Regions from separate parts of the Homo sapiens genome. Here all the other regions are linked to region 2. A link is a contact called in ENCODE Hi-C or POLR2A ChIA-PET data. All regions are on one chromosome and are shown on one strand. The core of a region is the stretch at or near the end of the contact, and the rest is flanking DNA. Distances in the headings are between cores, read along the strand shown. Region 1 overlaps CRADD (CARD and death domain containing adaptor protein). Region 2 overlaps CRADD (CARD and death domain containing adaptor protein). Region 3 overlaps LOC105369911 (a long non-coding RNA gene).

Region 1 (4,051 bases), core at 1,276-3,775, 46 kb after region 2:
TAACTCAGAAATGACTTACTGAACTCATCACAGTCATTAAAACAATAGAAACTCTAATGGATTCTGAGAAATCTTGAAAGCAGTAGCTATTATACTCGGCTTACTCATCATCCTTAACTACCATTTATTAGTTCTCACCCCCTTTGTATAGCAGGTATTATTAATCATCTGTCAGAGTTCTGGGAAGTTAAGATCAGGGAGGGTAATGCAAGGTCAGACACTGAGTCCATGGGCAAAGTGAGATGGGGTCTGAATCGAGGAGTCCTTCATTCAATGTTTGATTCTGAATTATGTGTCTACATCCTTTCCTCCTCCCTCTCACTCCTACCCACTGCCTGGCCATGAAGTTTTATTTTCCAACTGTTTTGCTTGGTGTAAATTGGAAGGACTCTAATGGAGAGATGAAACAGCCACATTTCAACAGTAGAGGAGGGGTGGTGATTTAGAAGGAAACAAAATCTTAATGGTGTCACTAGCCAAGGGCCTGACCACAGTGTTCAGCAGCTCATTCTGATGAGTACACCATGACTCCGGCAGACACCCCGCACTACATTTCATTGTTCTCCTGAGACTTGGGGACTTCTTTAGTTTGATCCAAATCTCTCATAGTCTGGGTATGTCAGCACTTACCAGAGCATCTGGATGAAAACGGAAAATTTCCCCTCAGATGTAGCTGGTATATACCTGGTTATACAATTCCAAAATCCAGATATTTGAAATCATACATGTGACTGACTAAATGTGTGCATTTTCCCTTCAATGTCAGGCATCATTGCAATAGCCTGGATATATTTAAGCTACCAAGGAACATCCTCACTGGCATCACTCTTGCCAAAATGCATTAAACACCCAAGTTTCCAGATAAGGATGACAGGCATTAAGAACCTACAGATGTGCCTACTCTACAGATGTATGTATTTTTTTTTTCATTTAAGTGTTTTGTATGGGATGGTGTATTAGTTTTCTACTACTGCCATGACAAATGGCCACAAATGTTAATGACTTCAAACAGTACAAATTTATTATCTTAACAGTTCTGAGACCTGTGCTCCCTTTTGGAGGCTCTAAGGGGATTGCATTGCCTTGTTTATTCCAGCTTCTAGAGACTGTATTCCTTAGCTCCAAGGCCTTGCCACCATCTTCAAAGACAGCAACAGTGGGTCAAATCATCACATCGCATCGGTCTGATCCACTCTTTTCCTCCCTTTTCCAATGTTTTCTTGTGATTAGGTTGGGCCCATCTAGATAATCCAGAATAATCTCCCAATCTCAAGATCAGTACCCTTAATCACACCTGCAAAGTCCCCTTTGCCATGGAGGTAACATATTTGCAGGTTCTAAGGACTCAGGCATGAACATCTCGGTGGGAGGGACATTAGTCTGCCTACCACAGATGAGTTTCTGTTTTGTTTTGTTTCTTTTCCATTTCAGCTGGAAGTAATTTGAGACTTCTGCTTCTCAGAATGCCAGGAGAGACAGATCTCCCGAGTTAAGACTTGCTAACAGCTTACTGGCAAGGCAGGGCACTCACAGTTTTTTTTAAAGACGCTTAATGCCAAATGGTGGACGTGGAATGGCTTTAAAAGAGAAACTGTATTTAAGATGGCCTCAACTACAGTAGATATTTTTTTTCTTGCTCACAAACAATACTTGGCAGGTGAATACGATAGAGGAGTGGGCCTCTTTCTTGCCATCATTCAGGAACCCAGCTTAATAGCAGCTCTGCCAACTTCCAAATCTCTCCCAGGAGCTGCCTCCCCTCCAGCCAGCCTGAAGGGAAAAGGAAGATGAAAGAGAGAGAGCATATGGGAGGTTTTCATGGGCCAGGCCTGGAAGTGGTACACATTTCTCTATTCATATTCCATTGACGAGACCTCAGTTTCCCTTAACTGCAAGGCAGACTGGGAAATGTATTTTGGCTGTATATCAGAAAGAAGAGGAAACACATGGTGGGAAACAGCTGAGAGTATACCAAGAAATCATCCTGATCTACTCTAGTCTTCTCCCAGAAGTTAGTATTCTGTCAGCTTCCAAAGGTCATCAATCTCAAACAATTATCATTGATGGCTCTGAAGCATGGCATTTTATCTCTGAAATAAAACTGGCATTGGGGGCAAAATGGTATTGTTTCAGAGGCATAGCTCTCCTCTCCCTTCCTTGCTCTCAAGCTGACACTAAGGGGAGCTCCTGCCTACTTGCACACATGCTATCTCCATTACTCCAGAGAAACCTTTTACACAGAGGAAAGGCTGGCTATTGGAAGACATCCTGAAGCATTCAGAGCTCACACTGAGAAGCTCCCCCAGTAACTGAGATGCTGCACCCACAAAAGTACCTTGGTTTCTTCTACAGATTACAGGAAAACAAATGGCCTCCCAGAGAAAAGGTCTGGATAGTGTTTTCCCCCCTTGTCAGGAGACTAGCAGACCGAAGAGGACATTCAGAGGCCCCACAAAGATACATTTACCTGCAGAACAGTGGAATATTGTCCCATCCCACACCTCTTGAGCTTGCACTAGATGAGAAAAAGGAAGTAGCCATGACCAGTTGGCCATTGGGATATGCAGCTTGTGGCCTGGCCCCTGGCCCAGAAATTCTCCTGGCTGCTGCATCACTGATACCTGGTTCTAGTCTGTTTTCACACTGATATGATGATGGCTGACATGAGATCAAGCTCAGAGAGCCCTGATTTAAAATACAGCCTAAGACATAATTATAACGTCAAAAAACAATAGATGTGGGCATGGATGTGGTTAAAAGGAAACACTTTTACCCTGCTGGTGGGAATGTAAATTAGTAAAACCACTATGGAAAACGTATAGAGATTCCTTAAAGAACTAAAAGTAGAAGTACCATTCAATCCAGCAATCCCACTACTGGGTTCCTACCCAGAGGAAAAGAAGTCATATGAAAAAGACACATGCACATGCATGTTTACAGCAGCACAATTCACAAGTGCAAAGATAGGGAACCAGCCTAAGTGGCCATCAACCAACGAATGGATAAAGAAAACACGGTGTATATATGCCATGGAATACCACTCAGCCATAAAAAGGAATGAAATAATGTCTTTTGTGGCAACTTGGATGGAGCTGGAGGCCATTATTCTAAGTGAAGTAACTCAAGAATGGAAAACAAATATTGTATGTTCTCACTTATAAGTGGGAGCTAAGCTATGAGGATTCAGAAGAATGATGTAATGGACTTTGGGGACTTGTTGTGGCCGGATGGGAGGGGGTGAGGTATAAAAGACAACATACTGGATACAGTGTACCCTGCTCAAGTGACGGGTGCACTAAAATCTCAGAAATCACCACTAAAGAACTTATCCATGTAACCAAAAACCACCTGTACCCCCAAAACTATTTAAATAAACATTTTTTAAAGGCCAGGCACTGTGGCTCATGCCTGGAATCCCAGCACTTTGGGAGGCTGAGGCAGGCGGATCACCTGAGGTCAGGAGTTCAAGACCAGCCTGGCCAACATAGTGAAACTCCATTTCTACTAAAAATACAAAAATTAGCCAGGCATAGTGGCGGGTGCTTGTAATCCCAGCTACTCAGGAGGCTGACGCTGGAGAATCACTTGAACCCAGGAGGTGGAGGTTGCAGTGAGCTGAGATCATACCACTGCACTCCAGCCTGGGCAACACAGTGAGACTGCGTCTCAAAAAAATAGATAAAAATAAAATAAAATAGGGCCTAAGAACTACATCTAAGGCCAATCAAATAGTTAAGGAGGGAAAGTTCTTCAGAGATCAATACCAGCTAATAAATGCAGAAGAATGTAGGAATTAGGAAACTACCATTTTGCTTCCACCTCATGAAGTACTGGAATTTGGCAGTTATCAATAAACATTAAACCATTGTGAAAGGTTGATAAGGAACTTTATAATGGAAAGATCAAGGTGAAAATGTCAAAACCTCCAATCAATCTATGATCATTACACATGGGACTGACAGGCTTTATGTACCTCCTGATGTGGTATGGTTGAAAGTCTACAGCACCACCAATAAAAGATATTCTTGCCTGAAATATTTAACCTGAATCT
Region 2 (4,412 bases), core at 925-3,424:
AAACAGCACAGGATTTTCTCGAGCGATCTTTTAAAGATGAAGGGCTCGGGTATGCATGCTGGTCCTTGAACTGGTCTTTGCAGGGAGCTTTAGTGTCTTACAATATTTAATACAGACATCCTGCCTGAGCTATTTATCCTGACTTGGGAAAGTAACCATTTCACTGTTACTATTAATTCTGTTCCAAAAAGAAAAAAAAGACTATTGTAATTTTACACCCTTAATCTATGCAACACAGGAATGAGAAAGAAAAAAAAAAACCCAACACGGTACTTTCTCATGAGTGAGGCACATTATATATAGTAATTCGCATTTTATTATTTTATCATTATGAATAGTAAAGTCCACAGTTCAGTCCTCAGACAACATTCAGGTAAATGTTTTACATATGAGACACCTGCCTGTAATGTGATGACATGAGATATATATATGGATATATATATATATGGATATATATTTTGAACCACTGTGATTTACTAGTCTATTAAAATGCCATTACACATTTAAAAACTGAACAATTACAACAATGCAATCTTCAAGCAATTAAAAACAAAGAATTGTTGAGCCAACATGGGAGATCTGCTGAGTAATCTGGCCTTTCAAGTAATGTCTAGTGGAAACCCTGTTTTCTCCTTCCATCTGAAGATCATCAAAAATAAAAAACAAACCTACACAAAAAACCACCTGCTCTGAGTGAAAGTCAGGATTCAGCCCACATGACTCAGGGACACACTCCCCAGCGGTTGCTGGAGGCACCATCACTCCAACATGTGCAGGAGCAGCGAGGGGTCCACCTCCACAGCCCGCAGCCCGTTGTGCAGGCTCTGGAAGGTGGCCTGCTTCCCGAAGCGCTGCCGCCAACGGATGAAGGCCTCCACCACCTGCGACTGCACGTTGTGGGGGTGGTTGGCCTTACAGCGGTAGATATCCGTCTGGGACAGTCCCAGAGACAGCACCATGGGCTCCCACTCAGGGCCCAGCCTCTGGGCCAGCTGGTTAATCTGCCGGTCTGATGGGGAGCTGTTGAGGATGTGCGAGGGGATCCCAGTCAATCTGTCACCTGAGGAGGAAAAAGACACCCCGGTGAAATGAGCAAGGCAACAAACACATCATTTGGGGGCAGAAATGAGAATCGTGGGGAGAAGAAGGCAATGCTTCCAAATGGCAGAGCCAATTGGCTCTTGTCTTCTTCCTGGGGGCTGCTCTGTACAACGCCATGATTCAGGGCTTCAATGCTGTTAAGTATCTGTGAAAATGTTTTTACAGAAACTTTTTTTTTTTTTTTTTTTGAGACGGTGTTTCACTCTGTCACCCAGGCTGGAGAGCAATGGCATGATGTTGGCTCACTACAAACTCCACCTCCTGGGTTGAAGTGATTCTCCTGTTTCAGCCTCCCAAGTAGCTGGGATTACAGGCAACTGCCACCATGCCCAGCTAATTTTTGTATTTTTAGCAGAGACAGGGTTTCACCATGTTGGCCAGGCTGGTCTTGAACTCCTGACCTCAGGTGATCCACCTGCCTTGGCCTCCCAAAGTGCTAGGATTACAGGCGTGAGCCACAGCACCCTGCCTGTTACAGAAACTTTGAAAGCAACAAAATAAAAATAACTAGAAATCCCACCAGAAAAACTCATTGATAATAACTAGTCTATTTTCTTTGATATATAAAACACACATGAAGGGTTACCTCGTACATGCTGCTTTGTAACAGGCTTTTTTCACTTCTATCCCTTTTACTCAAGGCCAGGCAAGGCATTCTGGGGGAATTCAAGAATGGCTGCACAGACCCCAGCTCCCTCTGGCACTGTCTGTGGCCTTAGTGATGGGGCCTGTTCCAAGGCTGGGAATGCCCCTCCCTGCAGGAAAGGCACGTGCTAGAGGACAAAGGCTAAACCAAACAGCTACCCTCGCCGATGAGGTTGAACTTGAAATATTACCGAGAAAACGTGTAGCTGCTAACAGAAGCCAGAGCCAAGAGGGCTGCTGAGAACAAAATAAACCTAAGAGGCCATAGGGTAGCAGGAAGGGAAGAGAGCGGGGTTTGTTCATAGCAGAGGCCACAAGAGTGGAGTTACCGTTCTGGCAGAGCCCAGAAGAGGAACAGGAAGTATGAGACGGGGCAACGAGGAAATCTGACCTTACACTTCCTGAACTAGATTCTTATTTGCCTGAGGCCAGTCTGCTAAGAAGCATGACATTGAGTGAATGGTTATAAATGTGCCCAGCAAAACCAGTGAGCAGTGCCTTTGGTTATACAGAGGAGCTCCTAACTTCATTAGGGAAGGCCTTCCAGGGGAAGGAGGCTAAAGCTAAGCCCTGAACACTAGGAGGAGGAGCTGGGTGATGAAGGAGGAACAGGGCGTGGCGCATCTCGAGAAGAGAGAATTGCATGTGCAAAGGCCCAGAGGCAGGAGAATCGCAATGGAGGAAGTGAAAGGCACTCACAGCAGCCAAGTGCAGAGATTGAGACGGACTCCAAACATCCAAAGTCATTTGCTAGGTTCAGACATTTGTTTGACAGCACAGTACACTATACTCCCATCCATCAGCATCACAGGGATTCAGGTCAGTCTACTTCATGCTCATCAGTCCACTATTGTGTTTTGATTTATGATTCAATAAGAAGGCAAAGGCACCTTATTACAAGAGCTGATGTTTTCCACAGCCCATGTCTTTGGCCTCTGGGCAGCGGCCAGCACCTTAGAGATGAGTTGCAAAAATATTGTCAAGGGCTCTTTCTGGTGTTTGTCAACACTACAATTTAAAAAACAATGACTATGACGCAATTAGAATACTGATGACACTACTGATCAATAGTTGAGATTAACAGCAATGATTTTACGGCTTGTATAAAAACATAGGCTCATTAAAAAAAAAATAAAGCAACAGAAAACAGCGCAAAGAAGAAAAGAAATCATCCAATATCCCGCTATTGTGTTTACAGTTGGTGACCATCATTCTGGATATCTCTGTATGCACATACACTGGTAGAAGGCTAGATAGAGGGTAATGGGTTCATTTAAAATGATAACATATGACCTTTTCTTTCCAGTAAGAGCTATGTAATTTTGTTTGGATGTAACAGAAGAAAAAGCAGAAGTGAAACAAAATGACATTCTGACCAGCGGTTACAAGTTAACATACTTGAAAACATACACACACACAATTTAATGCACAGAAAAAAGTTACGAAAACTCAAGGGTTAACTGCATGTTTTTATAGAAATACTCTATAATTACTTTACATTTCCTCTCCACTTCCTCACACTTGATTTTTTTTCACTTACATAATTTTTATTTTGCCAGATGCCTAATAGTTATACATTTCTTTAACAATCATCCATGCCCCCTTGCCCCATTGTTTAGTCCTAAGGTGGCATTGTAATGGTTGAATGCTCACCAGTGTTTTGTTGTTGTTGCTGTTGTTACTGTTCTTCATCTGTGGCTTTTCTACTCCTGGGTCTGTTCTTCTGATTTGAGTCATTTGGGTCAATTTCATCACAGGGAGGTTTTTTTTTTTTTTTTTTTTTTTCAAGCAATGCTCATGACTGCCATAGTCTCTTGACTTCTTTCAGGTCAAGGCATCCTGCTTATTGCCTTCACTGGAATAATAACTTAATATTTAGAGAACAATTTTATATTATTTTTATCTTTTTATATTCTTAACAGTATAATATAAAATTATATTCATAATTTTAAATTATATTATTTAAATAATGTTATTTCCCTTAAAAGTTTGTAGACCTTGTTCGTACTTTATGGTAGGGGTTGCTGATGTGGAGAATTCTGATACCAACTTAGTCATCCAGTATTTTGTGTAACTTGCTTTTCCTGTCTGAGGTCTAAATACTGAAACTTTAGACCAGGGTATATGTTATCCATTCTACATCTGCACTTTCAGATATGTGGCATAACCTTCTTTTTTTCTGAGACGGAGTCTCGCTCTGTCATCCAGGCTGGAGTGCAGTGGCGTGATCTCAGCTCACTGCAAGCTCTGCCTCCTGGGTTCATGCCATTCTTCTGCCTCAGTCTCCGGAGCAGCTGGGACTACAGGTGCCTACTACCATGCCTGGCTAATTTTTTTTTGTATTTTTAGTAGAGATGGGGTTTCACTGTGTTAGCCAGGATGGTCTCGATCTCCTGACCTTGTGATCCGCCTGCCTCAGCCTCCCAGAGTGCTGGGACTACAGGCGTGAGCCACTGTGCCTGGCTGGCATAACCTTCTAACCAAAGATTCAGTTGTTTCTTCCTTTTGGGAAAATCTTCCTGGGTCACATGGTTGCATTCTTTTCTTGCTCCATATGCTGGATGGCTGTGCCTCTCCTCCATGGCTGTTATATTGTCCTTATTGCTTTAATCCCCTCCTTGGGATTATCTCACTCTTTGATTTTCAGCTATGTCCATCGTGTGTGT
Region 3 (4,328 bases), core at 1,532-4,031, 46 kb before region 2:
CAAGGTTACCCTTTTAATAAAAAGCAGCCCCCGAATCATTTCTTTTCTAACAAAGAGTGGCCTGAAAAGTTGAGCTGCAAACATAGATAAGCAAACTGGAAGCTTGCATGGATGAATGCTGGCAGCTATGCCAATAGGAAAAGGCTACCTGGGGACCAGGCATGTTCAGCATGGAGGCTCCATCTTCCCTTTTCTTTGTCACCACGTGTACAGTAAAGAAACAGGCAATATGGCACATATCTGCATAATAAAAGATTAGGGTGGGGTAGCCATCTTCTTCGCACGTTATGTAAATGACACACCTGGTCCAACCAACCTTTGGGCCCTATGTAAATCAGACACTGCCTCCTCAAGATCATCTATAAAACCCTGTGCATTTCACCATGGAACCGGAAGACCTACTCGAGAATCCCCCTCTCTGCAGGAGAGAGACCTATTCTCTTTCTTTCGCCTGTTAAACTCACTCTGTGTGTGTCTGCATCCTCGATTTCTTTGGCATGAGGCAGTGAACCTCAGGTATCACCCCAGATGAATGACACCACTTCACTTTCAGTTGGTTGCTGTAAATCTCCTGATTTTTGGAAAACTGGCCCGTTTTAAAGTTCAGTTTGAGCACATGTCAGGTAGCACAAGTGACACTATTCTGGTTTGCTTTGGTCTGTTGGAGCCCAGTGGAAGGACTCTGTCCAAAGCAATGGCCTCCTATAAATTTTATTTAACAACCTGAGCCTGGGGTAATAGTGACCCAGATAATGGTACTGTGGCTTAGAGAGTCATTTCTCCCTAGTGGTCACTGTGTGTTTTACCAGACAGAACAAAGAGCTGCAGATCCAGGAACAGTGGTTAGCCAACTCAACAGCATTTCCCAGGGAGATGGCTCTCTGTGTAACAGTCATAATTTATCAAACATTTTTGGTCCTTCAGAAACATTCCTGTTTTCTTCTCTCTCCTCAGCACTTCCTGTTTCTCTTTCATTTGGAACTTTTTCTCCTTCGCTATGCCCATCTCCTTTTCTTCCTGGTATTTCTCTCGCTTTCCCTCTTCATTGCTAATCTCCTTCTTCTTCTCTTAACTGGTATCGTCTTTCATATGTATTGAATATGTGTCAGTGTTCCCTGTTATCAGTTTAAAAACTAGATCAATTTATACCCCAAATGGAGTGAACAGATTGAACAAAACACCTGATGCCCATTAAATCTGAATTTCAGATAAATAATAATAATATTTGGAATACAATTATACAAAAAATATTATTGCTTACCTGAAATTTAAATTTAACTGGGCATCCTGTATTGTATTCTCACAGCCCTGCCTCCACCTATAGCTCAGTGTGGGCTTCAAATCTTGTTTGTCCTGAGAGTCAGTGGCTCTTGCAAATAAAACCAGGTCCCACGAATTTTTTATGATGAACCTGGTAACTGTCTTACACTTTTTTTTTGAGACAGGGTCTTGCTGTAAACCCAGGCTGGAGTGCAGTGGCACTATCATGGCTCACTGCAGCCTCAGTCTCCTGGGCTCAAGGAATCCTCCCACACAGCCTCCCAAGTAGCTGGGATTATAGGTGTGCACCACCACACCTGGCTAATTTTTAGATTTTTTGTAGAGGTGAGGTTTTGCCATGTTGCCCAGGCTGGTCTTGAACTTTTGGGCTCAAGCAATCCTCTCACTTGGGCCTCCTGAAGTGCTGGGATTACAGGAGTGAGCCACCATGTCCAGCAGTCTCTTATAATTTAAAAAATGTGATCAATCAACATTTCCTGAACACCCCAAATTGCAGAGAGTTTTTGGTCTCTTGCTTTTATGTGACACCTACATCTTCCAGGAGCTTGTTTTTAAAGGCAGCTGGCCTTCTTGAGGCACTCTTAAGCCCTGCCATCACTGTGCCATCCCAGAAATTGGAGAAAGCTCAGGGTGCAGATTCCCAGGGTGGCTGAATTCAAACCGCAATGTCAGGCCCCTGTTAGGGAAGTTAAGGGAAAGTTAATTCTGTGGGAAGTGGGGAGGGGAGGAGTAGAAATTATAAGCTTTTCTTTCAATATGACATCTTTGCCTTGTATTTCCTGTACCTCAGGAATGACCGAAGGATTGGGGAAGAAAATACTCCCCCTGCTGATGCTCCTTTGGTTCTACTTGGGAGTGAAGCTCACAAGAGGAGGGACTGCAATAAACGTTCCCCAGATGATGCAGAGGTCTCTCTCTGCTGACAGTTAATACCTTGCCTCCAAGCCTGAATCGCCTTCCTGTCTGCGGGGTGTCTGAACGAACACAGCAAGATGTGCAGGTCACTGAGTTAGAAGAAGTCGGCAGGGCCTAAGGCCTTCTGCAAGGTGTGACTCTCTCCCTCCATACTGAGAACATTTTGAAGTGACTTCAGAGGCTGCAGGGCTTGGGAAGTCCCATGAGAACCGCTCCCCTTTCCCAAGGCACCGACATGGCCTGTAGCCAGGCATTGCTGTTTCTCAGCAGACTGATCCAGGCCAGGCTTTCTGCTCTCCCTGCTGGAGGACCGCCATCCTTATTGAATGTATTTCCAAGAAAGCAGTTGACGGGCTTGGCTGTGCTATTTCTGGAAATGTTCAATAGGCCATCTTCTGGCAGGGACCGCTGCTGATGGATGGGTCTGAAGGGGAGACCGAGTGCTCAGCGCCATCTCGGCCCCGGCCTATTCCCAGGTGTCTCTGAGCAACAGCCGTCCCCAAATACCACGGGCCGGCAGCTGGCGGGGGCTGTGGGCCTCTGTGGAACTTGCTTCCTCCCTGGCAGGGAAGCTGCCAGCAGGCCTACTGCTAAATGAAGACAGGCGCCCTGTGACTATAAATTACAAAACACATCAGCTCCGGCTGATGCACCGCATGTCCCGCAGTCAGTTCTGCAGGGGACACTTGGCCACTGCCAAAGGGCATTCCAGACAGTGGCTTTAACTCTTGTGGCAGCCACAGGAGAGAGGCCAAGCCTGTTGCTGGGCAGAGGAGCTCTTGGCAACTCCCAGAGGTTGCAATTGCTCTGGACTGCTGAGCTCTGTATAGACCAGGGCTTCTCACCCTCTGCACCATTGACATTTTGGACAACATACTTCTTTGTTAGGGGCCATCTGAGCATTGTAGGTTTAGCAGCATCTCTGTTATCTACTCACTAGATGCCAACATAATCCCCTGCCCCCCGCCCACCCACACACATACACAGAATTGTGACAACCAAAAACGCCTCCAGACATTGTCAAATGTCCCCTGGAAGGCAAAATCGCCCTTGATTGAGAACCACTGGTGTAGAGGAAAGAGGGTAGGGTCTGGGGTGATGGCAGAGAGAGGAAGATGCCAGTTCAGAATCTCCAGGTGAGCTGTGAAGCCAGGCAAGTAACAGAATCCTTTGGCCTCAGTTTCCTCATCTCTAAAATGAGAAGAAAGAGAAGGTCAAATCAAGGGAGTATGGCGATCAGCTGAGCTAATGTGTGTGGTGCACTTTGAGATGTATTTAAGCTCTAGGTCAAACAACGTAGGAATAGATGATCTAGTGCTTATTTTTTTTTTTTTCTTTTTTGAGATGGAGTCTTGCTCTGTCGCCCAGGCTGGAGTGCAGTGGTGTGGTTCACTGCTACCTCTGCCTCCCAGGTTCAGGTGATTCTCCTGCCTCAGCCTCCAGAGTAGCTCGGATTACAGGCACATGCTACCGCGCCTGGCTAATTTTTGTATTGTTAGTAGAGACAGGATTTCATCATGTTGGCCAGGCTGGTCCTGAACTCCTGACCTCAGGTGATCGGCCCATCTCAGCCTCCCAAAGTGTTGGGATTACAGGCATGAGCCACTGCGCCCAGCCTAGTGCTTAAATTTAAAGAACATGGCTCCCTTTGAAGAATTTAGCCGAGTATTTATAAAATTCCCCGTGACTCTTAAATTAAAACAAACAAATGCTTTAGAAAGCTTTTCTCTTTATTTTTTTTCTTCTGACTTCTAACAAGAATAAGTATGCCGTGTCTGCCTGAGGTTAATGTACATGATTTCCCCTAGTCTTCCTTGAAAGAGGCTTCAATTTTTTTTTTTTAAATCAACACCCTAGGAATTGTGTCCGTCCAATGAACAAACAGAAAGTAATGAGGGAAGGGAATGCCCCTCTATTTTATTCACAAAATTAGCATCCTTTTCTTTATAGTTAGTAACAAAAACTGGTAAGGAACCACCACAGCCCTATAGAAAGACACTGTTGCTTTAAATGAGCTTTGCTGTTATATAATTCTCTGGCTGATTTCACCCCTCCAGCTTTCAAGGAACTGTAAAGAAATCTCTAAAGGCTAATATTTCTCCTGTTCACACTGGCAGAAAAACACAAAGGAA

Evidence for each region. A loop is a pair of places that touch in the nucleus more often than their neighbours do. ChIA-PET counts read pairs that join two places held with the same protein, here RNA polymerase II (POLR2A). Pooled maps may share reads with other maps.
Region 1: a loop to region 2 is called in a map with no recorded cell type, with 2.9 times the contacts of the local background. The contact joins two enhancer-like sites. A Hi-C loop is called at or near these places in 1 of 168 maps with a recorded cell type or tissue (gastrocnemius medialis), 1 of 37 single-sample maps with no recorded cell type and 1 of 50 pooled maps. POLR2A ChIA-PET finds 5 or more read pairs at or near these places in 5 of 52 experiments (CD4-positive, alpha-beta T cell, HEK293, OCI-LY7 and 2 more).
Region 3: a loop to region 2 is called in a map of naive thymus-derived CD4-positive, alpha-beta T cell, with 2.3 times the contacts of the local background. The contact joins two enhancer-like sites. A Hi-C loop is called at or near these places in 7 of 168 maps with a recorded cell type or tissue (Right ventricle myocardium inferior, endothelial cell of hepatic sinusoid, esophagus muscularis mucosa and 3 more), 1 of 37 single-sample maps with no recorded cell type and 9 of 50 pooled maps. POLR2A ChIA-PET finds 5 or more read pairs at or near these places in 3 of 52 experiments (HEK293, activated CD4-positive, alpha-beta memory T cell and activated naive CD4-positive, alpha-beta T cell).

Annotation. Positions count from the first base shown.
Region 1 is chr12:93,801,034-93,805,084 of GRCh38, reverse strand. The region is part of intron 2 of CRADD (CARD and death domain containing adaptor protein); the gene reads right to left. Among named protein-coding and RNA genes, the nearest start is that of CRADD-AS1, 65 kb to the right of the region's middle. Within about 2 kb of position 2,525, at least 9 of the 41 ENCODE cell types and tissues checked have a DNase peak (open chromatin) inside an H3K27ac peak, as active enhancers do.
Region 2 is chr12:93,846,618-93,851,029 of GRCh38, reverse strand. CRADD (CARD and death domain containing adaptor protein) reads right to left here. Exons shown (of 3, transcript NM_003805.5): 3 at 274-1,060. The coding sequence ends at 759. Among named protein-coding and RNA genes, the nearest start is that of CRADD-AS1, 110 kb to the right of the region's middle. RefSeq lists an enhancer at 1,971-2,070 and a silencer at 2,987-3,036. Within about 2 kb of position 2,174, at least 11 of the 41 ENCODE cell types and tissues checked have a DNase peak (open chromatin) inside an H3K27ac peak, as active enhancers do.
Region 3 is chr12:93,893,109-93,897,436 of GRCh38, reverse strand. LOC105369911 (a long non-coding RNA gene) reads left to right here. Exons shown (of 3, transcript NR_135017.1): 3 at 2,072-2,472. It also overlaps a transcript of CRADD not described here. Among named protein-coding and RNA genes, the nearest start is that of CRADD-AS1, 160 kb to the right of the region's middle. Within about 2 kb of position 2,781, at least 21 of the 41 ENCODE cell types and tissues checked have a DNase peak (open chromatin) inside an H3K27ac peak, as active enhancers do.